Regions from separate parts of the Mus musculus genome. Here region 1 is linked to region 2. A link is a loop called in an ENCODE intact Hi-C map of the cell type or tissue named here. Cell type or tissue: heart. All regions are shown on one strand. Each heading gives the region's core, and the rest is flanking DNA. Links, peaks and the distances in the headings are about the cores only. Region 1 has its middle 9.0 kb from the start of Zfp326. Region 2 overlaps Lrrc8d (leucine rich repeat containing 8D).

Region 1 (15,791 bases), core at 3,376-11,375, 68 kb before region 2:
CCAGCCAGAAGGCTGACTCGGTCCAGTCCACTCGAGACTAGCTCACCGCTCTTTCAGCCTCCTACTTCCAATCCACACACTTTTGTATCTGCTTACCCCACCTAAGATATCTTAGGTCGGCCCCACCCTTTCCATTTTCGTGGCCACTACCTGAGTTAGGATACTCACTGTCTCCCTGCAAAACTCTTGCTTATACAGGGCTGGAGAGATGCCTCAGTGGTTAAGATCACTGACTGCTCTTCTACAGAGGTCTTGAGTTCAATTCCCAACAACCACAAAGAGATTCACAGCCATCTGTAATGGGGTCCGATGCCAACTGGTCATGTCATTCCCACATTAAGGCTCTGAGTAGATCTGTCCAATGCTGCCTAACATAGAACACAAACAAAAGGTAGAGATACTGCCTGACCCTTGCCCTCTCCCTGTATTCCCCTTCCTCTCACCCTGTTCTGTCTCTGTCTCTGTCTCTGTCTCTGTCTCTCTCTCTCTCTCTCTCTCTTTCGTCTTTATAAAGACTTTTTTTAAAGATTTATTTATTATATGTAAGTACACTGTTGCTGTCTTCAGACACACCAGAAGAGAGCATCAGATCCCATTTACAGATGGTTGTGAGCCACCATGTGGTTTGCTGGGAATAGAACTCAGAACCTCAGGTAGAGCACTTTAACACACACACCCCCTTCTATCCCACCACCCACCAGAGGTAGTGGGAAAGAAAGGATAAGGGGGAAGTGGACCTGCTTAGAAAGGTTCTTTGGAGCCACTCTCGCCTGTGTTGTCTGGAAACAGGCAGTTCAGTTCAGCAGCGGCAGCTCGACCCCCTGGCGAACACTTCACAGATACACCAGCGAGGTGTCCTCTCATGAGCGTCACAGATACACCAGCGAGGTGTCCTTTCATGAGCGTGCTTTGACAGAAGATCCTTTCACCTGTGTCCACTTCAGCGAAACACACCTTCACATGTTTGTCCCCGGCCAAACACCATCCAGCTTTCCAAAGAACGCTTTCATTCCCACTTCAATTATGGATATGCATTGTCTGTGTGAGGGTATGTGCACGATCGTGGGTGCCTGTGGAGGCCAGAAGAGGGCATCGGACCCTCTGCAGCTGAAGTGACAGGGCACGGTAATTTCATGGACATGGGTGTTAGAACCTGAGTTCAGCTTCTCTGAAAGGGCAGCAAGTGCTATCAAACACAGAGCCATTTCTCCAGCCCACTCTCCCCATTTGGGCTGCCAGCTTCAGACGCCGAGTTCTCCAAACAGCCCTGTGCTTTAATGTGACTCCTGACCTTTGTATTAGCCCCTGAGCAGCCTCAGAACATAACCCAGATTTACTTTTATTTAAAAACAGCAACAGCATTCTCAGGTCACATTCCCGTGTTCCAAACTTGCACTTCTCAGGTATGTATACCTGAGAACATGACTCAAAGACTTATTAAAACAGGTTCACAGACAGTCTCGCTAGTTGGAGGCCAAGAATGTCCATCCTTACAAACCTCTGAGGGCAGCAGCAGCTGCTAAACCACACCCTAAGGAGCAAGGCCTGGGAGCACTGTCTCACCCACAACCTTGGCTTCGAGCCCTCTTCATTTAAAGCTCTTTGCTATCATAAGGTCTTCTTTGTCCCCCTTGCTGTTAAGAGCATTTGTTTACCAAGTCAAACTCTCCCTAGTGGGTTTTAATGCTTCACTTGTTATCATTTTTCTCCCAATTTACCTTCTGACAAAGGAATGATTCTGTAACCTGAGGTTCTAAGACCTTACCATGACTGAAAGGGAATGAACTAGAGTCACTATATTTTCTCTCCCTGTCCCTGTCCCTGTCCCTCTCCCGTCTCCCTCTCCTTATCCCCTCCCCTCTCACTCACTCTCCTTCTCTCTCCACCCTCTCTCTCTGCCACTATATTCTTTCTCTCTCTCTCTTCCTCTCTCTCTCTCTCTCTCTCTCTCTCTCTCTCTCTCTCGTGTGTGTGTGTGTGTGTGTGTGTGTGTGTGTGTGTGTGTGTGTGTGACTACATCCCCCCCTCCACCTTGCCTTCCCTCCCCTGGAAGAAAAAATGGCCAAGCAAGTTGCTGCTAACTCAGAAGAAACCTAGTCTCAAAGATGTACTGAGAGCCAGCACACACACACACACACACACACACACACACACCTCTTCCCCCAACCTTCCTCCTTCCCAAACAGGAAGCATTCTTAGAAGTCTGCATACAGAGCCACCCTGTGTCTCAGTTACTTTTCTATTGCCATGAAGAGACACCACGACCACGGCAACTTATTTTTAAAAGGATTTAATTGAGGGCTGAGTCCACAGCCGTCACCGTGGAAGCCTGGCAGCGGGCAGGGAGGTAAGTCCACAGCCATCACCGTGGGAGCCTGGCAGCGGGCAGGGAGATAAGATACTGGAGGAGTAGCTGGGGACTTACATGTGATCTGTAAGCAGGAGGCAGAGAGACTGCACCTGCCCTGAGTTTGAGGAATCTCAAAGCCCAGGTCCACACCTCCTCTAACAAGGCCACATCTCACAATTCTTCCTAAACAGCCCAACTGGGAACCAAACACTCAAACATGAGCCTACAGGGTTGCATAATAAGTCATCAGCACGCCCCACATGAATTTACTTAACAAACTCTGAGTACCAAGCACCGACGTGTTATCACTGGCCTCCCAGACTCTAGCTGGGTTCATCTTTGTCAGGCTCAGCTTGGTACCCTGAGGGCCCAACCCTCTGTACATAAAGCCATGTGTTATTTCATCTTCTGTATTTCTTACAGCAGACAACAGGTTAATGAATCACAGACAAACAAGTCTATTAAAAGTTTAATGAGAGACGGGGGCTGGACATTTTATGTGCGGAGGTCAGAGGATGCAGGATTGAAGTCAGGCACAGGCTACAGGGACAAGAAGGAAAGGGAGGTTATACCTAGGACCTGTTCTTAAGGGAGTTACATCAGAGAAGCTACGACCTTGAACCCAAGAAGAGTTAGGTGTGTGAACTCACTAATGACCCAGAGTCCTTTCTTCCTCAGCCCCTAACCCTCCACCCACCTCCACACCATCAGCATGAGATATCTGCCACGCCCATAAACACACCAGCACTTTCACACGACCACAATTTCCATTGACTTTTCTGCGCTTCCTCTCTTCCGTCTCTGTCTTCAAGTTCGCTATGAATATCACCTAAGTGTCTAAGGTCTTCATCTGAACCCCAACGTATGCAAACACATCCGCAGTTTCAGGGCAGGATTTTTGTCACCACTTATGAATGAGTTTATTATAGTTTTGCCTAACACCTTGTTCCTACTTTTTTTTCTTAGGTTGCTGTGACTGATGGTTTGTATATACTTGGTCCAGGGAGTGGCACTATTAGGAGGTGTGGCCTTGTTAGAGTAGGTGTGTCACTGCAGGTGTGGGCTTTGAGACCCTCATCCTAGCTGCCTGGAAGCCAGTATTCTATGTGCTAGCAGCCTTCAGATGAAGATGTAGAACTCTCAGCTCCTCCTGCACCATGCCTGCCTGGATGCTGCCATGCTCTGGCCTTCATGATAATGGACTGAACCTCTGAACCTGTAAGCCAGCCCAAATTAAATGTTGTCCTTTATAAGACTTGCATTGGTCATGGTGACTGTTCACAGCAGTAAAACCCTAACTAAGACAATTGCCTAGCTGTCACTGTGAATGCTGAGGGGGAAGGAACATTCACCAGGAGCATTAGCTGCCTACAAAGAATGGAGGGCATTGCATCCCCAACACTAGTGTTGCAGACAGTTGCTGTTTGGAATGAAACCTGGGTCCTTTGGAAGAGCAGTAAGCACTCTTAACTGCTGATTCATCTCTCCAGCCAAACTGGAATGCCCTTTATACCTAAGACTCACTTGAAGTTTCTCCCTGATTTTAATTCAGGACTTTAAAAGAATGAAGGCATCTCCAAAAGATGAAAGGAATAATAGTAAAATAATAATTTTTGTTACGACCTAAATGCTAGTGAGTATTCAAAGCACTTTGCATATGTTACCTACATGGGATATGTGTCCTTCCATCACCCTCAGTTTGTGCATGAGGTAACCCTACTTGCACAGGATGCCCAGCTAACAAAGCATAAAGAGTCAGACTGTCAGCCTGGCCCTAGAGCCCAAGCCTGTGTGTCTGGCATACTAGTAAAGTGCCTACTGTGTGCTACTGAGCAGCTGTCTTATGCCAGGAAGTTTTTTAATAAACCTCTGCAATTAAAATACAATTGCATCATCTCCCCATTTTTTTTCATCTCTCCAACCTTCCCGTGTACAGCTCCTTGCTGCCTCTGATGTCACGACCTCCTCCCCTGGGGAAACTGATTTTCCTGACTCTCAGCACTCCTGTGGATGGGGCCCTGTGAGATCTCCTCCCCCAATGACGACATGTCTGTTAGTCTTCTACTTCTTCAGGTCTTGTTGAGGCACCGTGGGTGACGCTTCCCTGCCACTCCCAGGAGACACAATCTTATAGCAGCTTTCCTGGTCTTCTGGCTCTCACAATCCTTCCACCCTCACCTTCCAAAATGTCCCCTGAGCTTTAGATACAGGAATTACATTATAGATTTGTCAGTGGAATTGGAAACCCCACAATCGCTTGTCCTCTGCATTTGACCCGATGTGTGTTTCTGAACTGATCTCCGGGAGCAGAGTAAGCAACTTTGACGTAGGGTGTAGTGCCAAGGTGTTGGATCCTCCATAGGGTGTAGTGCCAAGGAGGTGTTGGATCCTCCATAGGGTGTAGTGCCAAGGAGGTGTTTGATCCTCCAAAAGAACAGACAGGAGCCAATCTCACAGCAGGGTCTTTATTCTACTCAAGCTAGCTCTGACCCCCGCAATGCACGGCCATCACGCAGGATGGTTTTGGTGATAGGAGAACCTTGAATATCCATCGGGGCAAGGCTTTATTAGTAAGCAGCAAGAGGGGCTGGTGGGGGAAGCAGTGAGTGTGCAAGTATCTAACTGTGGCCTTTAACATAATTGCCTGGTGCTGGGAGTCATATCATAAACTTAGTTCCTGCTTCTCTCTGCATTTGGTGGTTTTTAGCCAGGATTGTAAATAGAGGTGCAAGTTTGTTGGGGGAATAACCTAGTTGGGGGAGATGCTAGTATTGTTGGGGATTAGCCTAGAGACTGGAGCTAGGCTCAGGTTTTCTTGGAGGGGGGCAACTTGGAATCTAGTGCTAGGTACCAGTCTGTTAGTTTACCTGCGTTCAAACTTAGGTCAGGTTCTCTAAAACGGGGTCTGAACTCAAAAGATTTGGCCTCTCAGGATAGCACCTATCTGCAGTTATAAGGATACGTGTGTAGAATGCGGTTAGAAATTACACCGGTTTAAAATGGTGAAATGGGTGGTGGTAATAGACTCCTCTAAGATCCATGACCTCACTAGCCCCAGGTGGTTGGCGAGGTCTCCCACACCTACCACGGTTTCCCTCCTACCGAGTGGACCAATTACACTGAAGAGTCCAAATAGACCGGTGGTGGTTACTGCCAAGATACCAATGCCACCGTTGCAGCCTCAACGTGCCTGGCCATCGCTGTACATCACCAACATCACTGGTGTTGCAGCTGGGTAGGAGTATTGGTGGCTTCCCTCCCTTGAAAATGTGCCTAGCAGGGCTGGAGAGATGGCTCAGCAGTTAAGAGCAGTGACTGCTCTTCCAGAGGTCCTGAGTTCAATTCCCAGCAACCACATGGTGGCTCACAGTCATCTGTAGTGGGATCCAATGCTCTCTTCTGGAGTGTCTGACAGCTACAGTGTACTCATATAGATGAGTTTTGTTTTTTTTAAAGAAATAAAGTGTGCACAGCAAAGATGGCCTCAAATTGGGGTCCCTACCTGGGGTACAGATTATATATGAGCACTTTTCTGGGAAATATCGTTTGCTTTTCTCTAGGGGATCAGCTAAAACTGTGTCATCTGATCATTTTTGTCTCTTGTATTTTAGCAAAGCAAACATAGATATTTGTTAAAGTTAAGTAATAAAACCCCAGAGAGTGGGAAAGTCTTCCAAGATACTCTCATTTTTGCCTTTCTAACGTGTGATGATCTATCATAGATTTCTACCAGGTAAATTGGGAGCAAATTAGCTAGGACGTCTGCAACTGCAGTGATTGTGAGGATAGACTAGGCTCGGGGCTAAATATGGTTTTACAGTTGAGAGCACCTGCTGTATAATCTTAAGGACAAGAGTTCGGATCCCAGAGCCCAGGTCAAAATCCGAGCAAACCACTCCAGCTCTGAGGGGTCTGAATGTCCCCTTCTGGCCTCTTCTCAGACACACACCAATAAGCAAAATTGGAAAACTAAAGACTAGATGAGGCTCTCCAACTAATCAACTTATTTGCTGTCCTATCCAAGTCTTGTTAAGGAGGTCACCCCCTTGCTGTGGCTGTACCCTTGGAAGTGAACATTGCCTCCTGCTGTCTCCAGCTCCACAGCGATACATTTGGCTTGAGAGATCGTTTAATATGTTTGTTGAATGAATAGGAAAGGGACCCAGGACAGGTTTCTATATCCATACAGTCGTCATTATACATTCAGGCCACACTTAGAAATATAAGAACAGGCACAGCACCTAATAGAAAGAACTTTCCTACAAGGAACAGGAAAAGGCACTACCCTGGAATGGCCAGCAGAGGGCACCACACACCAGATGTAGTGAACGTTGGCTCTGTGTTTTGGAGCACAGGTTCCTGCAAATCAGAGGAAAGTTAATAGAACACCCACCAAGGTAGAGAATGGCTCAGTAGGGCTTTCTCTTCTGTGGGGCTGTGTTCCCACACAGCAGCCCTTCTCTTCAATAGGGCTGTGTTCTCACACCAGCCTCTCTCTTTGAGATATAAAGGTTCCTGATGCCTCCTTTCGTCAGATGCTATTTTTTAGAGCTTATTAAGAAAAGACCGCAACACTACAAACTATATTAAAGTGGTAAGTCTGAAGTTCAGGATATGAAACTGCACATGGGTTTTCATAATTACTTGTTAACAAAACATTTGATAGCCCAAAGCACAGAACAAGACAGAAGGATCCAATGCGTGACTAACGGTCGCTCTTGTACTGGCTTTTCATACGCTCGTGCACGCTGCGCACACTTACTGTACACTAAGACAGAGTATACACGCATTTGACATGGCATGCAGTGTTTATGCATACCAGCATGTGTCTCTGCGAATGCAATGGCAGGAGGTTCTTGGCTAGTTACGTAGTCGGAGCTGCTCTGGATTCTCCTAGTGCATTTTTAGAAGTGTCAGTGCTCCCTGTCTCTCCAGGGACTCTGGCCTGGTGATAAACCTAAAACTGTCACCAGTATTTAGCTGTTGGAAGAAATGTTATTTTGTGTTTCAGTAGCTTGTACTTGAGAAAATGTCAAGTCCGGAAAAAGGAAACTTTGTAGAGATTGACTAAGCACACGTGACCCACTGGGTTTAGTGTTGGTAAACTACAGCAAGCCCAGGAGTCAAGACTGGTACGGACACGCGCCTCCAGCAGCTCTGAAGACTGGCTCTGTGCCAGTATTTTTTTCTAACTGCCCTGAAGCCCTTGGGATGTAATTAGCAAGGACAGTAAAGGGCTTTTAAATGTGAAATATGTTGTGTAAATGCTAAGCCCAGGAACCACACAAAGGATTTGCATTTCTTGGCCATATTTCTCAACCAGAGACAACTTGATGCATCTTGTAGTCAGTTTCTCTTTTGCAACCTAAATCTCTCCAACCTTTCGTCTGGGGAAAACAAAAGGAGGAATTTTTAATGGCGTTCCTACAAATCAAAGACCTAAATTACCTCTTTCATGACTTCAGGAGTGGAGTTCCTGCTTCAATGAAATGCCGGGTTTCACTGTGGGTTTTTTGGATGAAGGCCAGGCAGTCCTCCGACTCCTTGGAGGCAGGTGTTGGCCAGAAGAGGGACAGACTAGGTGCTCCAGGAGAAAACCAGACACCAATCTACTCTACTTTTTGTTGTTTTGCTTTTGTTTTTGAGATCTTTTTATCTTTACTTTTAAAAATATTATTATCATCATAGTCTATATCAAGGCCCATAGCAATAGTAACAAGGTCTTTCTTTCTCTCTTTCTTCCTTTCTTTCTTCCTTCCTTTCTTTCTTTCTTTCTTTCTTTCTTTCTTTCTTTCTTTCTTTCTTTCTTTCTTTCTTTCTTTTCTGAGACAGGCTTTCTCTGTATTTCCGTGGCTGTCCTGAAATTCACTCTGTAGACCAGGCTGGCCTTAAACTCAGAGATCCACCTGCCTGGGCCTCCTGAGTGCTGGGATCAAAGGTGTGTGCCACCATGCCAGGAGCAGGTTTCTTTTTTGTTTGTTTGGGTTGTTGTTGTTTGAGACACGGTTTCTCTGTGTAGCCCTGGCTGCCCTGGAACTCACTCTGTAGCCCAGGCTGGCCTCTAACTCAGAAATCCACTGCCTCTGCCTCCCAAGTGCTGGGATTAAAGGCGTGTGCCACCACTGCCCGTCAGGTTTCTTTTTAAAGCGTAGTATTAAATATTAAATGCGCCGAAGCTTGACCGGAACTCAGTTTTCTAAGAGGAGGGTTCTTCTAGAATTCTTCCTCTTGCTTCAGCAAAGAAGTTGGTTTTAAAGGCGCTTGGGAAATTCCTCTCCACCCCCTCCGATGGGAGCGCTTAGAGCGAGGGGTTCGGTAGAGCCGCCTTCAAAGCCATAGTGGGATTCCTGACAGTTGGGGACTCCATGGAATTGGGCTAAAGCTGCTGCCACCACCCGGACACGGAAAATCTAATGAGACTGGAACCATATGTCAAAGTTTCCAGGAAAGAAGCGCTCAGGAACCTGAGCAGCATGAAGGCCGGCTCCAGGGTCTGTACCACAGCTAGCTGAGGAAACGCTCGCCCATCTGACCCACCGTGGTGGCCTCGACAAGGTCCTCGGCAGTAGTAACATACATGGCGGGTACTGCACCACTCAAGCCCCAGGAGCATGCCTGCTCTTGTCTGCTAATTCTTAGGAGGGGCAAACCGGCCCACTTTGCCACAGTGAAGGCAGAAATGCACGTGATGGAGAGGTAGAGGAGCCGTGGCTGTGGGGAGCCGGAAGGGGGAATAAAGCCAGGAGACGAAACTCCTATAACCAGTAGAGCGACTCCATGACTCTTCCATTTTATATGTTACAAAACTGTTGTCATATTGACAATGCTTCAATCTTGACTCATAGTCGGGGCCCCTTGGACCACAGCTAAGAAGCTCCCCTGAATGGATGTTGCGTGTGATGAAATGAATCCTGGAAAGACTTCATACATAGCACCCTATACTCTGCTCAGAGCCAGTAAGACCTGGGTCAGGGCTCTCGCCATCTTTATACTGACTGTTGACAGCTTATTTTTTCCCTTCTTGGATTTGTGGACATCAGTATTTACAGAGGTTTTACATATATGGCTGTGTGCATGTGCACACACCTGAATATGCTCTTTTTTGAAAGACCTGCATTGCATTTTTGACAGACTTCTGTAGATTTCACGTTAAGAAAACAATAATCCAGCTGGGCAGGGTGGTGCACATCTTTAATCCCAGTACTGGGAGGCAGAGGCAGGTGGATCTCCAAATTGGAGGCCAGATTGGTCTACAGAGTTAGTTCTAGGGTAGATAGCCAGGGCTACACACAGAGAAACTTGTTTCAAAAAACTGAAAGGAAAATACAATGCTTGTGAAAGATGCTTACCATCCTTAGTTGTGGAGATCAAATTAAAACTATACTAGCATATTACCATGATGTAATAGATGACTGAAATTAGACACAGAGACTATGTGGCACTCTCAGTACAGATGGTGGGAATATAAAATGATACAACCACTATGAAAAACAATTTGGCTTTTACTTACCATGCTGGTTAGGTTTTTGTTTTGTTTTGTTTTGTTTTTTGTTTTTTTGTTTTGTTGGGCTTTGTCAACTTGACACAAGCCAGGGTCTTCTGCTAAGAGGAAACTTCAGTTGGGAAAATGCCTCCATTAGAATTGGCTGCTAGGTAAGTCTGTGAGCCTTGGAAGGGCCCCGCCCACTGTGGGCGGTGTCATCTCTCCGCAGGTGGTCCTGGGGTATAGAAGAAAGCAAACTGAGCAAGAAAGGAGACACAAGCCAACAACGTCTTCTGCTTCCGTTCCTGCCTTGAGTTCTTGCCCTGACTTCCCTCAGTAATGATGTGATCTGAGAATGGCAAGCTGGAACAAACCCTCTCCTTCCTACATTTTCTTTTTTTTTTTTTTTTTTTTTTTTTTTTTTAAGATTTATTTATTTATTATATGTAAGTACACTGTAGCTATCTTCAGATGCACCAGAAGAGGGCATCAGATCTCATTATGGGTGGTTGTGAGCCACCATGTGGTTGCTGGGATTTGAACTCCGGACCTTCGGAAGAGCAGTCGGGTGCTCTTACCCACTGAGCCATCTCACCAGCCCTTTTTTTTTTTTTTTTTTTTTTTTTTTAAATTTTATTTATTTTATTATTATATGTAAGTACACTGTAGCTGTCTTCAGACACACCAGAAGAGGGAGTCAGATCTTGTTACGGATGGTTGTGAGCCACCATGTGGTTGCTGGGATTCGAACTCTGGACCTTCGGAAGAGCAGTCGGGTGCTCTTACCCACTGAGCCATCTCACCAGCCCCTACATTTTCTTATTTAATATGATTAATGTGATAATATTTATAATAGCAAATTGGAAGTGATCTATGTACTTATGAAATGAATAGATAAGTAAATCGTGGGACATCTATACAACGAAATGCAATAAAAAGAAAACTAACCACTTATAAAGGCATCTGCATGACTGTATTTTTTTAAAACACGTAAAAGACGCCAGTCTCAGAAAGGTACATACTGTATAATTAATTCCTCATATGTGAAATCCCAGAAAACGTTCAACAGCTTACAGGAACAGAAGCAGAGCACGGCTGTCTGGGACCAGGTAGGACTGGATGGTAACTGCAAAGGGAAGTGAGATAAGCTTCCGGGGCAGGACCGGAAGAGAAGCTGTGTGGCAGAAGCTGGGCTCGAACTCACTAGCTAAATCAAATTAGCCTAAACCCTCACTCCTGCCTCAGCGCTGAGTGCTATGATTACAGTGTTATCATGCCCAGCATGCAGAAACATGTTAAGCAGGAGAAACTTTCTACAGCTCGATTGAAGTCGAGCTTATGTGGAGTGGATGCGTTTGTCAGAATTCATGCTGCATATACTTACTAGTTTTACTTTGTCACACACGGGATATATTTTCAATAAAGCTGATTTTTGAAACCAATTTATCCTTTAAAAACTGAAATCATAGAAATGGTTAAGATAGGGCTGGAGAGATGGCTCAGCAGTTAAGAGCACTGACTGTTATTCCAGAGGTTCTGAGTTCAATTCCCAGCAACCACATGGTGGCTCACAACCATCTATAGGGGGATCTGATGCCCTCTTCAGGCAGGCGGATGTATATGCAGCAGAGCACTCATTCACTTAAATATTTTTTTAAAAAAATGGTTAAGATGTTATTGTAGGGGCTGGAGAGATAGACTCAGCAGTTAAGAGCACTGGCTGCTCTTCATGAGGATCTGAGTTCAAGTCTTAGCACCCACATGCAGCTCACAACTATAATTCCAGTTCCAGGAGAGCCAACACCCTCACCCAGACACACACGCAGGCAAAACACCAATGCATATAAAAAGTAAAAATATCTTTTTTAAAAAAGATGTCGGCTCTCTGCTCCTCCCTGTTCCAGAGACAGCCACATCTTCTTGTGCAGTGCCAGCCTCGTCCCGTAGACAAAATGGTGAAGGTCGGTGTGAACGGATTTGGCCGTATTGGGCGCCTGGTCACCAGGGCTGCCATTTGCAGTGGCAAAGTGGAGATTGTTGCCATCAACGACCCCTTCATTGACCTCAACTACATGGTCTACATGTTCCAGTATGACTCCACTCACGGCAAATTCAACGGCACAGTCAAGGCCGAGAATGGGAAGCTTGTCATCAACGGGAAGCCCATCACCATCTTCCAGGAGCGAGACCCCACTAACATCAAATGGGGTGAGGCCGGTGCTGAGTATGTCGTGGAGTCTACTGGTGTCTTCACCACCATGGAGAAGGCCGGGGCCCACTTGAAGGGTGGAGCCAAAAGGGTCATCATCTCCGCCCCTTCTGCCGATGCCCCCATGTTTGTGATGGGTGTGAACCACGAGAAATATGACAACTCACTCAAGATTGTCAGCAATGCATCCTGCACCACCAACTGCTTAGCCCCCCTGGCCAAGGTCATCCATGACAACTTTGGCATTGTGGAAGGGCTCATGACCACAGTCCATGCCATCACTGCCACCCAGAAGACTGTGGATGGCCCCTCTGGAAAGCTGTGGCGTGATGGCCGTGGGGCTGCCCAGAACATCATCCCTGCATCCACTGGTGCTGCCAAGGCTGTGGGCAAGGTCATCCCAGAGCTGAACGGGAAGCTCACTGGCATGGCCTTCCGTGTTCCTACCCCCAATGTGTCCGTCGTGGATCTGACGTGCCGCCTGGAGAAACCTGCCAAGTATGATGACATCAAGAAGGTGGTGAAGCAGGCATCTGAGGGCCCACTGAAGGGCATCTTGGGCTACACTGAGGACCAGGTTGTCTCCTGCGACTTCAACAGCAACTCCCACTCTTCCACCTTCGATGCCGGGGCTGGCATTGCTCTCAATGACAACTTTGTCAAGCTCATTTCCTGGTATGACAATGAATACGGCTACAGCAACAGGGTGGTGGACCTCATGGCCTACATGGCCTCCAAGGAGTAAGAAACCCTGGACCACCCACCCCAGCAAGGACACTGAGCAAGAGAGAGGCCCTATCCCAACTCGGCCCCCAACACTGAGCATCTCCCTCACAATTTCCATCCCAGACCCCCATAATAACAGGAGGGGCCTAGGGAGCCCTCCCTACTCTCTTGAATACCATCAATAAAGTTCGCTGCACCAAAAAAAAAAAAAAAAAAAAAAAAAAAGATGTCACTGTAGAGCTGGATATAACCACGGAAGAGAGTGAGTCAGTTTTAGCAGATGTTTAGTGAAATCCGTGATTATGAGTTTACACTGTTTTTTGTTTGTTTGTTTTTGTTTTGTTTTTCGAGACAGGGTTTCTCTGTATAGCCCTGGCTGTCCTGGAACTCACTCTGTAGACCAGGCTGGCCTCGAACTCAGAAATCCGCCTGCCTCTGCCTCTGCCTCTCCCAAGTGCTGGGATTAAAGGCGTGCGCCACCACTGCCCGGTGAGTTTACACTGGATTTAAAGAAATTGAGGTAGTTCTATATTTTCGGTAGGAATGTTTACAGCATTTGAAGTAACAAGGCAGTCATTCAACAGTATGTATGACATTATCTGTTTTCATAACTATATCTTATGTAAGTACATAACATAATATGCATATGTTTACATGCATGAAACTTTACAAGGAATCACCTATATTCTTTACTCACCTGCAGCACACTTACTTGGGAGGTTGACGATAAGGGAAAGGTTTTCTCACTTGCCCATTCCTCTGTGTTGCTCTTTACCACAAGGAGGTCTGTGCGCAAGGTGAGCAGAGACATTGGTGATACTTACATTTGGAAAAAGCAAAGGGCCTAGGAAGACTGTGGCCTGACACACACCAGCCAACATCCTGAGCACCAGTCAGTCATTTTGTCCTCTCCGAGCAGGGCCGAGCTGGTGGAGCAGGATCTCTACTCAACTGGATACCTGGAGCCAAGAACACATTGAGTAGGAAGTCCTTCTGCTTAGCTCTCCCACTACCCAGCTCTTTAGAAACATGTGTGACTTAATTGAGAAAGAGGAAACATGGTGACCAAGTCTGGTAAGACGGGAACTCTCCTTGCCTATTCACTTTTCTCATATAAAAGACCCAGCCAACATCATTTTAGTCTGGATAAGAAACAGAACGTTTTAGCTGAGAGTGTGGCTCAGTTGCTGGAGTGCCTGCTTACTATGCAAGAAACATAACACTGGGTTTGGTGGCCTGCAAACCCATGGGATGTGGAGGCAGGAGGATCGGAAGTTCAGGACCATCCTGAGCTACATAGTGAGTTTGATGTCAGCCGGGACTACATAAAACCCTGTCTCAAAAGCAGACAAAAATAAAAGCCCCCAAGCATCTGTCCCTACACCCTTGATGGTGACACACTACAAAGGTAACGTGATCAAGACCACAGTGGCACAGCACAGCTTTCTCTCCAGACCCCTGGAAAACATTGAAGAAATGAAGGCTTTAGTTTAGTTGGTTTTGATGTTGTTGTTTGGGGTTTTGGGTTTTTTGGTTTGACAAGGTTTCTTTGTGTAACATCCCTAGTTGTTCCAGAACTTGCTTTGTAGACCAAGCTGGCCTCAAACTCACAGAAATCCTCCTGCCTCTGCCTCCCAAGTGCTGGGACTAAAGGCTTGCAACATCACACTGGGCAAAGGCTTTGGTGTTTGTTTGTTTGTTTGTTTGTTTGTTTGTTTGTTTAAGACTATGTGTCATAGGCCTTAAAATTGCTATGTAGCCAAGGATGACTTTGAATTTCTGATCCTCCTGCATCCCACGTACTTGTTTGTTGTTGTTGTTGTTGTTTTCTTTTTTTCGAGACAGGGTTTCTCTGTGTAGCCATGGTTGTCCTGGAATTCACTTTATAGACCAGGCTGGCCTCGAACTCAGAAATCCGCCTGTCTCTGCCTCCCCAGTGCTGGGATTAAAGGCGTGCGCCACCACCACCTGGTGCATCCCACGTACTTGGATGATAGAAGCTCATCTCTGTTTTATTCAGTGCTGGATATCCAGCCCAGAGTGCCTGCACACCATGCTTGCATTGTGCCACTGAGCTGAACTCCCGGCCTGGGTCCATCAGACGCGAGGTGAGGTGTGGTGGGCCTTCTACCGACATTCAGATTCCAGCAGAATCAAAACTGCATGCTAAGACAAAACACCCCAGACTCCCCTTGACATAACAGACAGTGTCGGGGCAATTCTGAGAAGCAAGATTCAGTGCAGCATTGTTCTCATAGAAGGCTCAGAGTCCTGTCATCCTCTCTTTGCTTCTTAGCTATACAATTAAATATTCTCTTACTGCCTTCTGGAGCTCCCAAGTCTAGACACTATAATTATCATGGCAATTTCTCCAATGCCCTAATTAGCAGCGAACTAAAAACCCTTGGAGAAGAAAGCCAGGACCCTCCCCCGCCTCCAGTACTAATATCTGCCAAAGCCCACAACGAAATTAGTCTAGTACAGGGAGGGAGACTCATCCCCTTCCTCGTTCCCTATCTCCCCTCGATTGGCCTTCCTGTATCCTTCGGGAAGGAAGACGTCAAAGGTTTGCTTCCGCTTTTCCTGTGCCTCATTTAATCTTCCCACCCCACATGGCACCACACAGGCCCACTTTAGCCGTCAGAATTTAGCAGAGACTGTGCTGGACCAAGACATTTCAGCTTGTAGTGTACTTTTGAACATTTGCTTTTATGGATAAAATTAGGAAGGGTCACAGTTCAACCTGAATGTAACCTGAGCCCATTCAGACAGGACTCTGGTTTGCTGGTGTTTGTTTGTCTAGGCTTGTAAAGACCCGCTTCCCTTCCCAGGAACCCAGGCTGTCTTCAAACTCAGCTATGAAGCAGAGGCTAGCCTTGAACGCCTAATCTTCCTGCTTTGTTTCTGCATCCCAAATGCTGGAATTTGGGTTTGGGTTTGGGTTTAGGTTTGAATTCAGGATTGGGTTTAAGGTAAGGGATCATTAAAATAGTATCTATGTAGTCACCCTTCCTTCTCAGCAT
Region 2 (15,791 bases), core at 4,206-12,205:
GAGAAGGTCACTAGTAATTACACCAAGGTGAAAATGACCGGCGCTGACAGGCATTTTTCAACGTCCAAAGGGACAACCCGTTACAGATCTTTGCAGCAGGTTAGTCTAAAGCTAACTCACTGCAGCCAGCCAACTGCAGGCAGCTCAGGACAGAGGTAAGTGCAGTCATGTCCTCAGGAGAGGAGACCAAGTCCTGACTCCTGACAGAGGGATAAGCCCTCAATCTCTGGGCCAGAAGCCAACAGACTTAGCACATCAGAGGTGACACCATACCAAAGGCCAAGAGGAGACCTCTAGGAGGGTAGCCTCCTGCCTCTGGCTTCCTTCCTGTCCTGCATGGGGTTTTCTAACCTTCCACCCAGGCAGTGAGGCACGAACTGTGAACGAGGGGAGCCGCTGGGTTGGTAGTAAATGCTGTCTCCCTCTCTACACATGTTTTACTGCAGTCCATAAAACAGAACATGGTGTTAGAGCGCTGTGCATCATAAGCACCCAACAAAACCTAGCTGTGCTAGGGTCTGCTGTGAGGAAGGACGAGTTCTGTCTGAAGAATCCTATGCAGACTTGTGCTAAGTCTGCTTCTCACAGTGAACTGGTACAAAGAGCCACGGAGCCCAGATCATCCCCCCCCCCCCCGCCCCCGAGACTTGGCTTTCCCCTTCTGCAAGTTCATCTAAATGTGTGGGCAACATGGGCATCGAGAACTCATTCAGTTAGCCATTTACTCATTTCTCCTCTAGCTAGAACTCACAACATGGTAGAGCCCCTCACAGCCCAGAGGCTCTAGCTGAGCTAGAACCCACTGCTTCAGTTCTCATCTTATCTTCACCTTGTACACTAACTATAAGATGGAGCACTCACGGCCTGGCTATCTTCTAGGGCACCTAGGCCTTTCCTTGTACTATCGATGAAAAGGGGGTGAAATACCACCGTGAGGAGCAAACACATCCAACACTTCCACTGGAACAGTTGCCCAAAGGTGTCAAAATACACGGGGTGGGGGCAAGCATGACTAGGATCTGCAATGTGGTGATGGTAAAGAAGACCAAGGAGGATCATGGGAGCTGGTGAGATGGCTCATGGGTAAAAGGCACTCATTTCCTGTCAAGACTGACAACCTAAGTTCAATCCTTGGACCCAGATGGTGGGAAAGAAGCAATTCTCTATAGTTGCCCACATGCATGCCACGGCACACCTACACCCACATATCTACAAACAGATGTTAATTTTAAGGGGGGGGGTGGTCATGAAAACTGAGAGACAGAAAAATATATCAACAAAGAAAGAAATAGGGAAGAAAATCAAGAAAAACAATAGCTAAGGGAAGGATTTTAATAAGGGTATAAATCAATCAAATGATGGGGGAAATTACAGTTGACAGACTCTTGAAAGTCATTAATTACTTCTGATAATTACCTCTCTTAAAACGGAACTCATCCTGACACTAGGAAACATCCCTGTGTTCACAAAAAATTCCTCCAAGGGCTGGCCTTTCAAAGTAGTATACATAATGCCTTATTTTAGAACCCGAGATAAACTGGTGAATTTGGATGAGAGTGACCTTTGCTCTATTTCTAAGGGTTTAATAAAATAAAGACGTGTTTCATTCAAACGGAATTTATCCAATCATGCTCCCAAAGCGTCTAGGTATGCATGCGGCTCTCCTGGAAATCGCTTACGATCTTGATGAGTCCAGAGTTATTTCTCTGCAGTGGCTCACTAGCTAAGGCATGCCTGGAATGATGGACCTTCCTGTCCCTGCGGTAGACACCAGTGGACGCGTCATAGAGACACACCGCTGAATTATAACCCAAAGCATTTCCCACAGCTCTTATGTACGAGTGGAGCTGTAACACTGAAGCACTACCAAGCACAGGAGCTTACAAAAGCTAAACTTAGAGATGGAACAGCACAAAAGACACGAGTCGGCCAGCATCTATCTGCACGTTTATTTCGGAATGATATGGTGCCTCCTGGAGGACTACACGGAGATCTCCCCCTCACCCCCGCCCCGAGACAGGGTTTCTCTGTGTAGCCCTGGCTGTCCTCGAACTCAGAAATCTGCCTGCCTCTGCCTCCCAAGTTACACAGAGATCTTTGATTTGGGATAATTCTGAGTATCTGCTTTCTGATAAACCCAAGTTTACCTCTGTAAGAATAGTCCTAGAGAACATGTGTCTTAGTTAGGGTTTTACTGCTGTGAACAGACACCATGGCCAAGGCAACTCCTACAAGGACAACATTTAATTGGGGCTGGCTTACAGGGTCAGAAGTTCAGTCTGTTATCATCAAGGCAGGAGCATGACATCTTCCAGGCAGGCATGGTGTAAAAGGAGCTGAGAGTTCTACATCTGGTTCCAAAGGCAAAGAGGAGAAGACTGGCTTCCAGGCAGCTAGGATGAGGGTCTTAAAGCCAGTGACACACCTATTCCTACAAGGCCTCACCTCCTAATAGTGCCACTTCCTGGGCCAAGCATATACAAACCACCACAATAGATTTTAAGTAACATTTTTGAATGATGATTTTTATCACGTTTAATTTACTTTGTGTGCATGTAGGTTGTAGGGTATATGTGTGCATGCACGCATGCATACATATGTGCATGAGTGTATCTATGTGTGCTCACAAGTGTCATAGCACAGATGTGGAAGTCAGAAGACAGTGTATATAACAGTGTATAGAACACCCCCCCAAACAAACAAAACACAAACAAACAAACAAAAAAACCAAACCAAACAATAACAATGACAAAAAAATGATTGCAGAGACCAGCAGTAAAAATAGACATGGAGGTGTGGCCACACACCTACAGCAGGGGAACCATAAGCCTGGGCTCAGCATAAGCCACCCAGTGATAACTGTCTCAAATAAAATCCAAAACATTTGTACAATACACACAAGGTTTTAAGTTCAGTTCCTAGAACAGTAAAACAAACAAAAAGAAAAGAAACAACAGAAAGGGTAAACAAACAACTGACTGGGTATTCTGGGAACCCTCAGAGAATGACTCATGTCATGAGATGTCAGGGTGAGCTATGAACACGGGCCATCAAGAAAACCAGCCCTTCTGAAACCCAAGAGGCCATGCGTAAGGCTGGTGCACAAACTCAAGCTTAGATCTGCTAGGCACCCAACCCACAGACCTGTCTTATCCTCCACGGCTCTAGCCCATTCCATGTGGCTAATCTCTCTCTCTCTGTCTCTCTGTCTCTCTCTCTGTCTCTCTCTCTGTCTCTCTCTGTGTGTGTGTGTGTGTGTGTGTGTGTGTGTGTGTGTGTGTGTGTTGGAGGTGAGTGAGCATGAGGTGGAGGTTGGAGGACAATTTGTTGAGCCAGTTCTCCCCTTATATGTACATGGGTTCTGGGATTTGGACTCCAGTTGCCAGGCTTGTATTGGAAGCACCACCTTCACTACTGAGTCACCCTGCCAGCCCCACAGTAAGCAGCCCTGAATTAAAAACAAGGCACAACTGTGTCCACAGCATCTCTCACATATAAAGATATACATGCTTATAAATGCGTTTCTTATATAAATACCATACAGAGGGGGAGGGAGGAGAGGCTGTCCATAGCAGCTGACGCTGTGCACATTACCTGAGAAGATCTGTACTCAGACAGGAATTCATTCTGTCACAGTGTGACAGGGCACACTGCTCACACAGCACACTAGCATCCACTTCTGAGGGTAGAGACACATGGCGGTGAGAAATGAACACTAATTCTTTGACTTAAAGGTAGGATGACTGGGAGGACACATGATGTGCATCTATGCACACACACACACACACACACACACACACACACACACACACACAGATACCCACCACACAAAAGCAAGAGAATCTTCTTCTAGAAAATATTTTAATAAATTAATACCAAAGTGGCTGGGGATATAGCTCGGTGGGAAAGTACTTCCCCCAGAAAGTGCAAGGCCCTGAAGTCCAAGCTTCCACAATACAGACTTGTGTGCATATGCGCCCATGCACACACACATACACACACACTCATATAAACATACTCACAACTCATACACATATACACTCATGCACATACACTCATGTACACACACATGTACACACAATTACACACACATTCATACATACTCATGTACACACACAATCACATACATACTCATATACACCCTTGCACACATACAGACTTATATACACATACATCCTACACACAATCACACAATACACTCATGTGCACATACTCATACACACTCACTCACACTCAGAAACTTGTACTAAATGTAGAAATACGGAAATAAGAGTGGCGAGGCAGAAAACATGCAGAAGAGATTCTACACTTCACATGTCTGTCGGCTCATCTGTCTGACACACCAGTCTTCATTCCAAATCCACACACTGGCAGTAAGAGCCGAGATCTCTCTGAGGCTCCGGATTCTGACCTGTATGCAGCAATGGCTGAAGCTATGGGGTAGGTCTAGATGGGTATGAGACAAAATACAAACAAAACCCTCATTTCCTTCCAGGTTTGACTTTTTAACAAAAATAGTTCCTCGCTCTTGTGGAGGAGACCACTCCAATGGGATAGGGCTGTGGCTCAGTGGCAATGCACTTGCTCAGTATGCTCTGGGTCCTGGGTTCAATCCCCAACATTACAAGTAATATAATTTAACACAGGTCACCACATTCCACTTTGAAACCATTCTCCCTCTCTGCCATGAGAGTAAGAGAATCCCTGGGCTTCCCCCACACGCTTCAGCAACCTTGGTGCTTTGTGCAAATGTTATGTTTCAGTCTAACATAGGGAAGCAGGGCCAAGGGGCTACAGGAAGTCAAGTCTGATTCCCAGTGCCCTCTCTAAAGACAAGGCTACATGTCTTGATCTCTCCCCCTCCCCCGTTCAGCTGGCTGGAAACAAGAAGAGCAGGTACAACTTCAGAGGCCATGCATGGGGGAAGCCCACTGGGATTATCCGGCTAGCCCTCGGCTACTCACATCTGTCCTATGGAAAGGAAATAAACGACCAACTTATTCAACCACCCTATATGGAGTCTCTTTGTTACAGGAGCCTAACACCCCCATAATTAATTAAAAAAAATCTGTGACTATTAAAAAAGTACTTACTGGGACAGGTGGTGGTGGCGCATGCCTTTAATACCAGCACTTGGGAGGCAGAGGCAGGTGGATTTCTGAGTTTGAGGCTAGCCTGGTCTACAGAGTGAGTTCCAGGATAGCCAAGACTACACAGAGAAACCCTGTCTCAAAAAAAAAAAAAAGTACTTATTAAGAAAAAGCATTTAGAAATAAGATCTGGACAGACTTTTTTCCTTATCTACATAGCTAGTATTTTCTCTAACACCATCAAAGGTCTTAGAGTGGAGGATACAGAACAGGAATTTACATGAATAAATAACTGACAAGTTATAAGAGCAAATTAATATACTATAAAGTCACATTAAAATCAAGTATGATAGTAACTCTAACAAAGTTAACAGTAAACCCGTGAGAGGCAAAATACACTGGACAGTTGAGGCGATGATGATTCAACTCAGGCCACTGCAATAAAACACCCAATAATGAGAGCTGTCTTGAGCAAAGGAGGGGGCCTGGCCTCATAAAGACTGCATCTCATGGGAACCAGGAGAATGGAGAGATGGGTTTTAGAACATTCAAGAGTCCAGTGGTTTGCTGTAGTTCCTCAGACCCCCAGAGAGTGGTGAGGGGTAAACTTCTGGAAAATTTAAGGATACAGGGATATTTTCCAGGAGTCAGGCACCGGAAAACAGTGGAGAGAAAAGGATAGAGACGGGAGAATGGATGTTTGTTTGATTTTTCAGGTTGGACAGCTAACACACTAAAGTAGAGAGAGACTTGGGTGGAGCTAACATGACTATTCAAAGTGAACTAGAGAAAGACCCACAAACTAGTCAACATGTGCCCGATGAGATGCTCAGGGAGACACAGGCAAGAGCAGACCCAGGGTCATCAGCATCCAGAGGACATGGCAGAACTGGGCAAAGGAGGGCTATGGAAGGAGTTAGAGAAGGCGCTCGGAAGGGGCCAGTCGGAAGGGGCCATCATGAAACCCAGGAACTGGCTCCAGACACATACGGCAGGATGTGCAGGTGAGAGCCCACTGACAGCAAGCTACACTTCGAGGCTTCGCAACAAACGAAACCTGGCTCAGGCAGGTCAGGCCCAAACCCAAACTTGAATATTTGCTTCTTCCAACTCACCTGGATGGAAAAGCCTAGCTTGGGCTGCAGCAAGGAGTGGAAGGCAAAAGCCACACTTTTAGGCAAGGGAAGGAGTTAGGTGGGAGAAGCTGACAGAAGCTGAGAAAGGGCAGAGGCATCAAATTATACACACAAACACATTCTGACTGGGGGTGTGCACAAGCGCGCGCACGCGCACACACACACACACACACACACACTCACACTCACAGTTTGTTTAACCTTCACACCTTTACGAAGGGATAAAGATGAGAGAATTCCTACCCCTGTGAAAGTTCCCTTTCCAGTGTTTGTTTTCCCTTTACTACCCGGGCAAACATTAACTTTGCTAACCACCATCTCGCTCACCCAATCGTAAAACCTTAAAGGGTCCTTCTCTGTAGTCGAAGGGGGGAGAAAAGGGTGAGTTGTAATTCCCACCTCTCCTCCCCAACACACACACACACACACACACACACACACACACACACACACACACACACAGAGGAGCAGCTCTGTGAATATCTTATAATGCAGACAGGGTCAGGCTCTCCCACCAGGCCAAAGTCTCTGGGAAGGCTAAACATCCAGAGAACTCAAGTTAGATCTCACTGGAAGGAAGAAAGCATGAAAGGAAATGTTTGCTCTTTCTAAGGGGAGTGTCAGCAACAGTGGCCGGATTTACTCTATGTCCTTGGTCACAGTGGGGTCGGGGGTGGGGGAATGAGGCAGATAGACTGCAGGCATCTTCACAGGGCAATCTTCAATTGTTAGCCCCCTCCCCCCAAACCACTCCCCTCCACCTCTAAGGGAGCCAAGAGTCTCATTTAGAACTTGGCATACTTAGGACTTTCTTTTAAGTCTGCTTTGCAAAATAACATTTCCTAAATTAGTGTTTCTCCAAAGACGAACCACGAGAGCCCATACACGTTCTCTGCTGCTTAGGGAATGGAAAAGAAAATGAGGTATTAAGAGAAAATATTTCTACCTGTTGCTTTTAGTTACGGGGCCACTGGTTCCGCAAGCAATCCTTTACCAGGCTGCAACTATCACCTCTGCCCCAAGGCTCCTTGCTGTCCTCAGTGCTATATGAGGAGTCGGTGCCGCTTAAGTGACTCAGGTTGGGAATTCGCTAATGTCACAATCACCGGCAGAAGAAAAAGCAGGCCTGAGTTTGCACAAGCACATGGAGAGACAGGGAGGCACAGACGTCAATTACAGGCCTCCCCTGGATGCTGTCATCGACCAACCTCAGCAAGCTTCCTGCCCCATCAGATCTGACTTAATTGCTTTTCATTCCTGCTGTGGAAAAGCAGACACTGAGCTGGCTCCTGCCGTCCCAGGCAGCAATATGGCAGACTCTCGCACACCCCTGTATACTGCAAAGAAGCACAGCCAGGTTTTAAGGAAATACTAAGAAGCAGGTTGATAGTATTTTTCCATTGGTTTAAAAATAAAGCATTCGATGCTTTGAAGGAAAAAAAAAAGTGTCTCAGAATTATGGAACAGGAAGCAGCAGCTGGACAGAGCAGCCTTCATTTCCTCTGAGAGCCACCGAGGAACTCTCCATTGAGACAAAAGCAATGCTGAGGTTAGCCCTATTCTACCCCACAACAGGGTGCCAGAGCTGGATGCAATGTGGCTGGTCACATCAAAAATTACTGCACACCGTCACTCCTGCAGCTTCAGGGCCCCAGCATGAAGCTGCCCGTCCTCCCCCTACAGTCTGCCTCCTGCTCACTCTGGAGGCATCAGGAGCCAGGCTTCCGGCAGTAGCCTGGAACACACTGAAGCCTAGCCTGATTTCCAAGCTTCTTGCTGCTACCCAGGGTTACAGCTGAGGCTCTCAATCTCACTGTACCTCAGTTCTCTCCTCTGTGAAATGGCAGTGAGGTCACCTACTTCACAGAGTAATAAAGTCACACTGAAATAACAGACTAGAATAACAGTAATATACACTCTTAATACTACAGGGGCTTCCTAGTTTCAATACTTCCACAAATGATATCATTTCATTTGAGCCTTAACTGATACACAGGATGGGGAGTAACGGTGCAGCATCACCACCACCATCATCACCACCACTACCATCATCACCACCACCACTACCACCATCATTATCACCACCACCATCATCATCACCACCACCACTACCATCATCACCACCACCACTACCATCATCATCACCACCACTACTACCACCATCATCACCACCACCATCATCATCACCACCATCATCACCATCATCATCATCACCACCACCACCACCACCATCATCATCACCACCATCATCACCATCATCATCATCACCACCACCACCACCACTACCATCATCACCACCACCACTACCATCATCATTACCACCACTACTACCACCATCATCACCACCACCACCACCACCACCACCACCGTGGTCAGAAAACTGTGTCCCAACTCCTCAGCAAGAGTCCAAGTCAGAGGCTGGGAGGTGATTCTGAGAGTAAAACTGCTTGGAGTAAGTGAAGAGATCTAAAGTCAATTTTCCCAGCACCCATGTAAAACGCTGGGTCTGATGTCAGACAAGACTGTAATCCCAGTGGGATGGAGTAAAGATGGGGTTCCTTGGGGCTTACAGTACTAACATAGCTGGAGATTCAGTGATGGACGCCATTTCAAGAAAATAACATAGAGAACAACAGAGCAGGACACTCCGTATCTTTCTCTGGTTTTACATGTAGGCATGCACACACACACACACAAAGGTAGGCATGCACATACAGATATACATACATACACATATACGCAGGAAGGCATGTACATTCTCTCCCTCCCTCTCTCTCTCTCTCTTTCTCTCTCTCTCTCTCTCTCTCTCTCTGTCTCTCTCTCTCTCTCCTACACCCACACCCACACAGAGAGGCAGCCGGCATGCACACACAACTTCAAGCCATCTGAAATGCATCTGGCAAGACTTGAGTGCCAGGTATGGGGTGGCAAATTATGAAAGTCACTTATACTTCAGCCTGCACTCTGGGCAAGTCCCTTCACCTCTTGGGCAACATGACTCATCCACTGTCACCAGCACAGGGCTAGTGTCAGACAAAAATAGATTAGACCTGGTTCCAGCTCTTGAAGAACTGGGTTGGAGGCAAGGGTCGGGGATGGAAAGACATGACATATAAACAAATTAATTACAAAACAGTATGCACTCAAAATACAGAGTCTGAGGAAAACACCGTGGGACTCGGGACAGGAAATGACTAACTCTGGGGAACTCAGGGAAGAATTACTTTAATTTGTAAACTGGGAAAAGAAGGGAAGTGGACTACATGAACGTTTGTCTTGGGCTCAAGAGAAGGTCTGCAGTCACCCGCCCTGTGCAGTTCCTACCGCTTGCCTGCTTGTAAATGGCGGGTAACCCACGTAAAACAGCACAGATACCACGTGAAAAGTGTGTGGAGGTGGGATCGTGTCTACCCAACAAGCTAAACACCAGAACCTCAACGGGCAAGTATAACTGCTAGCTGAGTGAACGAGGGTGCTTGGTCTCTGTCTGCGCCTGTTCCCATGATTATGGGATGGTAAGAAGGCCAGCCATGATAATAATCCCAGCAGTAACAGCCACCTGCCTCAGAGGGTCAACAGAAGATGCCCCGCGTCCAGAGGTGCACAGAGACCCGTTCTCTGCACACTGTTGACTGGTGAACGCCTGTGAGGCAGGAATAGCGCTACTGTTCTGACTGGTAATGTGGCAGACTGCTGCTGGCTTAGTGTGTCCAGGATCCGGGTTGATTCTTGGCACCAGAAAGTGTTGGGTGATGCACCCTTGTAATCAATCCCAAGGCTTAGGAAAGAGAGACGGGAGGACCAGGCATTCAAGGAAATCTTCAACTAAAGAAAAAGCTCGAGTTATCCGATCAAGAGATCCCTTAAACACACACACACAAAACAATAAAAAATAAAATTACGACTCTCTTTCTGCCATCTTCCCTCGCCGCCACCATGGTGCGAATGAATGTTCTGGCGGATGCTTTCAAGAGCATCAACAACGCTGAGAAGAGAGGCAAACGCCAGGTCCTCATCTGGCCATGTTCTAAAGTCATCGTTCGGTTCTTAACCGTGATGATGAAGCACGGATACATTGGTGAATTCGAGATCAATGATGATCACAGAGCTGGGAAGATTGTTGTGAACCTCACAGGAAGGTTGAACAAGTGTGGCGTTATAAGCCCTAGATTTGATGTTCAACTCAAAGGCCTAGAGAAATGGCAGAACAACCTGCTCCCTTCACGTCAGTTTGGCTTCATTGTGCTGACAACCTCGGCTGGCATTATGGACCATGAAGAGGCAAGACGAAAACATACAGGAGGGAAAATCCTGGGATTCTTTTTTTAAATGTAAAGCATAAATAAAAGCCTTTGTGGACTGTAAAAAAAAAATAATAATAAAATAAAATTACTACTTCTTTGCTTGATAGTCAGAAAACATGCCTTTAAGTCTTCAAGTTGTGTGCTAAGGTTCCATATTTTATTTTATTTTATTTTATTTTATTTTATTTTATATTTTTAGAACAGATGGTTCGTTTAGTTGGTAATGGCATCAAGTCAGGTGTTTTATGTACACTGACACAGAACTCTTTCCAGTTGTAAATATAAAGTACGTGTGGATATAGGTTCAAGGTAATGGGATTAAAAAATCGTATTTTAGAAGATGATATGATTTTAAATAGATCCTTCAGGAATTCTGAATAGTTTGTAATTACAGAAAAGCAAAACCAAAAGGGAAAATACTGTCCCAATCTCACTGAAACTCTTGCTACGATGTTTCAGATTATCTTTAAATTTTGGTTTACAATACTTCAAAATTAAATCCCTCTTTATACCACTGAAGAGGCAAGCAAGTTTGGCCACTCAATCAAAGTAAAGGCAGTTAAATAAAATTATTTTCATTAGCATCTTTTCTGTGTATGAGAGCTTTGCCTGTATGCATGTATGTTTATCACACATGTGCAGGGGCCAGATATCACATGTGTACAGGGGTCAGAAGCGGTTATGTGGGCAACAGGCTCATGTGAGCTACCACATGCATGCTGGGATCTAAACCCAGGTCCTCTCCAGCCAGAGCAGCCGTCTCTCTAGACCCAGTGATTTCCATGTTTCTCTCACTGCACTCACAATGAGAATTATTTGGACTGTTATCAAAATGTCATTATGATATGGTAATTGTCAGGTGAAACAGGTTGTATCCAGATCAAATTAAACTTCTATAAATCAAACTGGATGTTTTAATTGGCAACATTAGCAGCACTCAACAGACCAAAAGATTCTGTATTTAATATTTAATGTATTAAACATCATTCACCCATTGGCTTTAAACCAAAATCCACACTTCCCGACTCTAGGGGCCTGTGGTTTTTTCTTGGTCAATAATACTTAGGTTCAAACATCAAAATCCATCACTAAAAGCCGGTGCTGAGAAATGACTTACCAGAACTCTAAAGGAATCAAGAGGTGGGGGAGGGGGGAGGAATTTAGTATACTCTTATTATATTTTAGAAAGAAGTTTTTTTTTTTAAAAATTCAACAGTTTTGTTATTCTTCTTAATGCTTTATAAATCTGTCCACAGGAAATGAAGCAAATTAATTCAAGCTATGATTTATTATAATTTACATGTTTCTTGGTCAGGGCATTTGCAAGTTATATGCAGTGGTGCACACCTGGGACCCCAGCACTCGGGGAAACTGACACAGGAGGATCCTGATTTCAACTGCAACCTTGGCTACACGGGGAGAGGCACCATCTCAAAGACAAAACAAGACAATAATATAAAAACTGGGCATGTGGGGAAAGCTCATTATTCAGCCCTCACGAGGCAGATACTGGAAGACTGCCCATGAGTTCGAGGCCAGCCTGCTCTACAGAACTGTTTCCAGGCCAACCTGGGCTACATAGTCAAGACTCTATCTCAAACAAACAAACAAACAAACAGCAAAAACTAAGTAAATAAATTCGTGATTGCTTGGTGGATAATCTTTTTAGTATACACGTACACCAAGACTTTATAGAGACCTGTGTGAAGTCTGGCAGCCACACCATCCCACTTATAACCAGCACAGTGGTAACACAATTATGGATTGGAGATGTTAGTCTAGGATGGTGCGCAACACTAAACGAACCAATGCAAATCATAAAGTCTGTAGGGAACATAATCTATGCTCAGCAAAACAGATGAAAACGATTCCTTCAGTCTGTCTACCCTGCGCTTATGTTACATTTAACAATCTGTTGTACTTGGTGTTCTTAGACTCCCTATGAGCCACACACGAATCCAGTCCCAAGGTGTCCTGAGTGTCCTGCCCTTTGTAATTAAATGTTAGATGATGCAGGTCGGTCATCCATTTAAGGGAGACTTTGAAAAGCCGAAAGCCAACCAACAGCCCTTGTACGGTACCTCTAAATGACAACACAGGTCATTTAGGAGAAGACAAACTCAAAAGCTGACCTGTCTCCCTAAGATTCTTACGGGGAGGACCTACCCATGACCCAACATCAATTTCCAGCAGCAGGAAGAGGGTGGAGTCCCAGCATAATTCTTGTCCTGATCATACACTGCTGCTGGGCCCAGGCAAGGTCGCCACATGTCTCCAAGCCTCAGATCCCTCATGTGTGGAGAAGCAGCCTGGATAGATGGACCTGTAGGCACCTTCATGGCTCAAACTGTTAAAATTTAGTTTCTACTTAGAAATCCAAACTCCAGTGTGTCCTAGCAAAGCCTTCCGTCCCACCGAAAGGTTGAGTGAACAGGGCTGCCTCCGAGTTTTCGTACCACATCACCTGCAGTTCACTGGTGTGAACACACTAGGATATAACTGTTGTTCACTCAACGAACTGAGCCACTTCAGAGGAGAGAACGTGTCTTACTGGTCTCTGCATATTTAATTATCTGTTTCTGGCTGATTTGGATACAAGACGCATGATCAATGGCTATAAAATAAATTCTCTGAATTACGGTGTCAAAAATTCATTGGGCATTTCCCTTTGTTGGGTGAAATGGGGGCTGGTACTATATTCTAAGGATTTACCAACATTCTCATGAAACATTTTTAAGTTAAATGACAGGGGTCTCCTGTGGATGATAGAGGTTAATGAAAAATTTGTATATTCTAAGTAGCAAGTCCACATGAATGACACAGAAACAACCTGTTCCCGGTGTGTAAGGTCCCAGGACCTCTGGTGAACCACTACTCTGTGACTCACCTGGGAGAGCTGTCACCTATCACTCACTCCCTCTGCTCCTCTGTATGTGGGCACAAATCCCACCACGGTCATTTTTTTTATTAGGTATTTTCCTCATTTACATTTCTAATGCTATCCCAAAAGTTCCCCATACCCTCCCCCCCTCCCACTTCTTGGCCCTGGCATTCCCCTGTACTGAAGCATATAAAGTTTGCACGACCAATGGGCCTCTCTTTCCACTGATGGCCGGCTAGGCCATCTTCTGATACATATGCAGTTAGAGACACGAGCTCCGGGGGGTATTGGTTAGTTCATATTTTTGTTCCACCTACAGGGTTGCAGATCCCTTTAGCTCCTTGGATACTTTCTCTAGCTCCTCCATTGGGGGCCCTGTGATCCATCCAATAGCTGACTATGAGCATCTACTTCTGTGTTTGCTAGGCCCCGGCATAGTCTCACAAGAGACAGCTATATCTGGGTCCTTTCAGCAAAATCTTGCTAGTGTAACACCACCACGGTCATTTTTAACAATTCAACTGTTCAGAAGAGTGAGCTCAGTGGGGCAGAACCTGGAAAAAACTAAATCCCTTGGAGGGAGGGAGAGAGGCGGGTGGAAAGGTCTGGGGAAATCAGAAATGTTTTTAACAAAGCGGTGTAATTCAAGAAGGGAGTTACATGAGGCCGAGGCAAACAGGGAAGGGGTAAAGATGTCTTTGGCCTGAACATGTTTTGTTTTCAAGTTCTGAAACAAAGGCTTAAGCTGTACGTGTCTGCTCTTCTGTATTTATTCTTCTGGCTCAGTTCATCCCTGGCGATTAGGAACCAAAGTGGTAAAAAAAAAAAAAAAGCTGTTGCTGGCTCTCTGGCCTCAGAGCAGAGTGGCAGACAGGAAGGCTGGCACCTGCAGGATGGATGGGAGGCCTTGGAGACCCTTTGTGTTCCCAAGGCTAGGTCACGGCAGCCTTTCCACCTGAGCAGATGCTGGCAGGTTGGGCTGGAGGTGTGGGTTACTCACAGGGTGTTTCTTGTAACACAACACCCGAGTTCAGCCGAGCAGGGCTTCCCTCAAACCTGCTCCCTGTCCACTTGAACCCCCACAGATCTGCACAAAAGAGCTGTTGACAGGTAGAAGGCTCGGGCAGGAAAGGCTAAGCTGGAAGTCCTAGCCAGTTAGGCAGAACCGAGATGACTCAGCAGGCTGGGGCTTTGACCCTGAACTGGGGGGAGCTCTACCCAAGTGCCTGCTACAGATGCTTGTGCACAGACTGGTCTAAACCCAGAGCCCATCTGAAGACAGCAAGTAGCGCAACCTGGCACAATACACAGACAGGTTTTCCTCATGAGAGTCAGCCCTTGGTCCTGGGTAGCAAGCAGCTAGCTACCAAGGTTTGGCAGAGAACATCAGCCAAAAGCCCAGGCAGATACCCAGCCAGTGGCTGTCCTGTCAGACTGTGGTCCTGAGACAGGACTCGGATGCCAAGAACAGCGGAGGTGGGGGTGAGGGGTCTGTGTGGTTACACACAGTAACTTCCAAAGCTGAGCTGTCAGCAATGCCGGGCGGGCGTCATGAACTGGCCTGGGCGATGACAGCAGCTGATGTCTATGCTTTTCAGCAGCCGGGATGAGCTTGCTCCTGGCTGCCGGCCGCCATGCAATTTACTCTGCGTGTGTTTAATGTAAAATTCACCTCTGGGCTGCCGTGGTCACCTACAGATGCCCACCAGCAGAACAATCTAAGCCTTTTATGAAAAGCAATCTTTCCTCTCGTGGTTTAGTCACACAGGGATTAATTATTAAAAGGGGCTTGGAACATGGCAGTGTAAACATCCGGGGAGGAGAGGTCTGTGACTAGGAAGCTTCCAGCCCTGGCTGAATCTGCGAGCGGGACTTAACAGGGCTCTGCGCTCCCCTAGGAGAGAGACCTGAGGGGTATCCCTGAAGGAATCCACCGCTGCTTCTCTGCCCACTCTCTTCACTAACTAGGCAGGGCTATGGAGGCCCTCCCTGCCTGTGGACTTTGTGTTGCCTGAGGGTTGTAGGTGGCTCTCCCTGTTGGTAGCCTGCCAGTTTCTGCTGCCCCGCTGAGACAGGGAAAGAGTACTTAAGTCCACAAGGTCCAGTCTATAGGAAGTAGCATCAGTGTTTAAAATGGCCGGGGGGGGGGGGGGGGGAGTAGGGGATGTGGCTAACAATCAGCTGATCCTTGTCCTCATTGGTTCTGAATGTGGACTGGGGTTCATACCTCCTCTCTTCTATCTTTTTTACAGTTGATATTCAAGACAGATGTGCAAAACCATGGTGAAAGGGAAGCTTAATAATTTGCTTGGTCTTATTTGAGAGTGGATAGTTTACCACTCTCCACCAAATTCTTGGGAAGATAGTCAAAAAAACATCC

What was found. A loop is a pair of places that touch in the nucleus more often than their neighbours do. Peaks named below come from ENCODE experiments on the same cell type or tissue, not always from the same donor. Only the 100,000 strongest peaks of a DNase experiment are listed, where the experiment ranks them.
Region 1: it touches region 2 in a loop (2.6-fold over the local background); 4 of 42 quality-filtered maps call a loop at or near these places.

The regions. Positions count from the first base shown.
Region 1 is chr5:105,859,697-105,875,487 of GRCm38, reverse strand. It overlaps the pseudogene Gm10359. Among named protein-coding and RNA genes, the nearest start is that of Zfp326, 9.0 kb to the left of the region's middle. In heart, for the core only: a CTCF peak has its summit at 6,641 (motif pointing right); DNase peaks (open chromatin) are centred at 6,657, 7,297 and 7,327; H3K27me3 peaks cover 1,703 bases.
Region 2 is chr5:105,792,085-105,807,875 of GRCm38, reverse strand. All of the region lies in intron 2 of Lrrc8d (leucine rich repeat containing 8D), which reads right to left. It also overlaps the pseudogene Rps15a-ps5. Among named protein-coding and RNA genes, the nearest start is that of Zfp326, 77 kb to the left of the region's middle. In heart, for the core only: no CTCF peak of the experiment used is centred there; DNase peaks (open chromatin) are centred at 7,465 and 7,795; H3K27ac peaks cover 331 bases; H3K27me3 peaks cover 1,838 bases.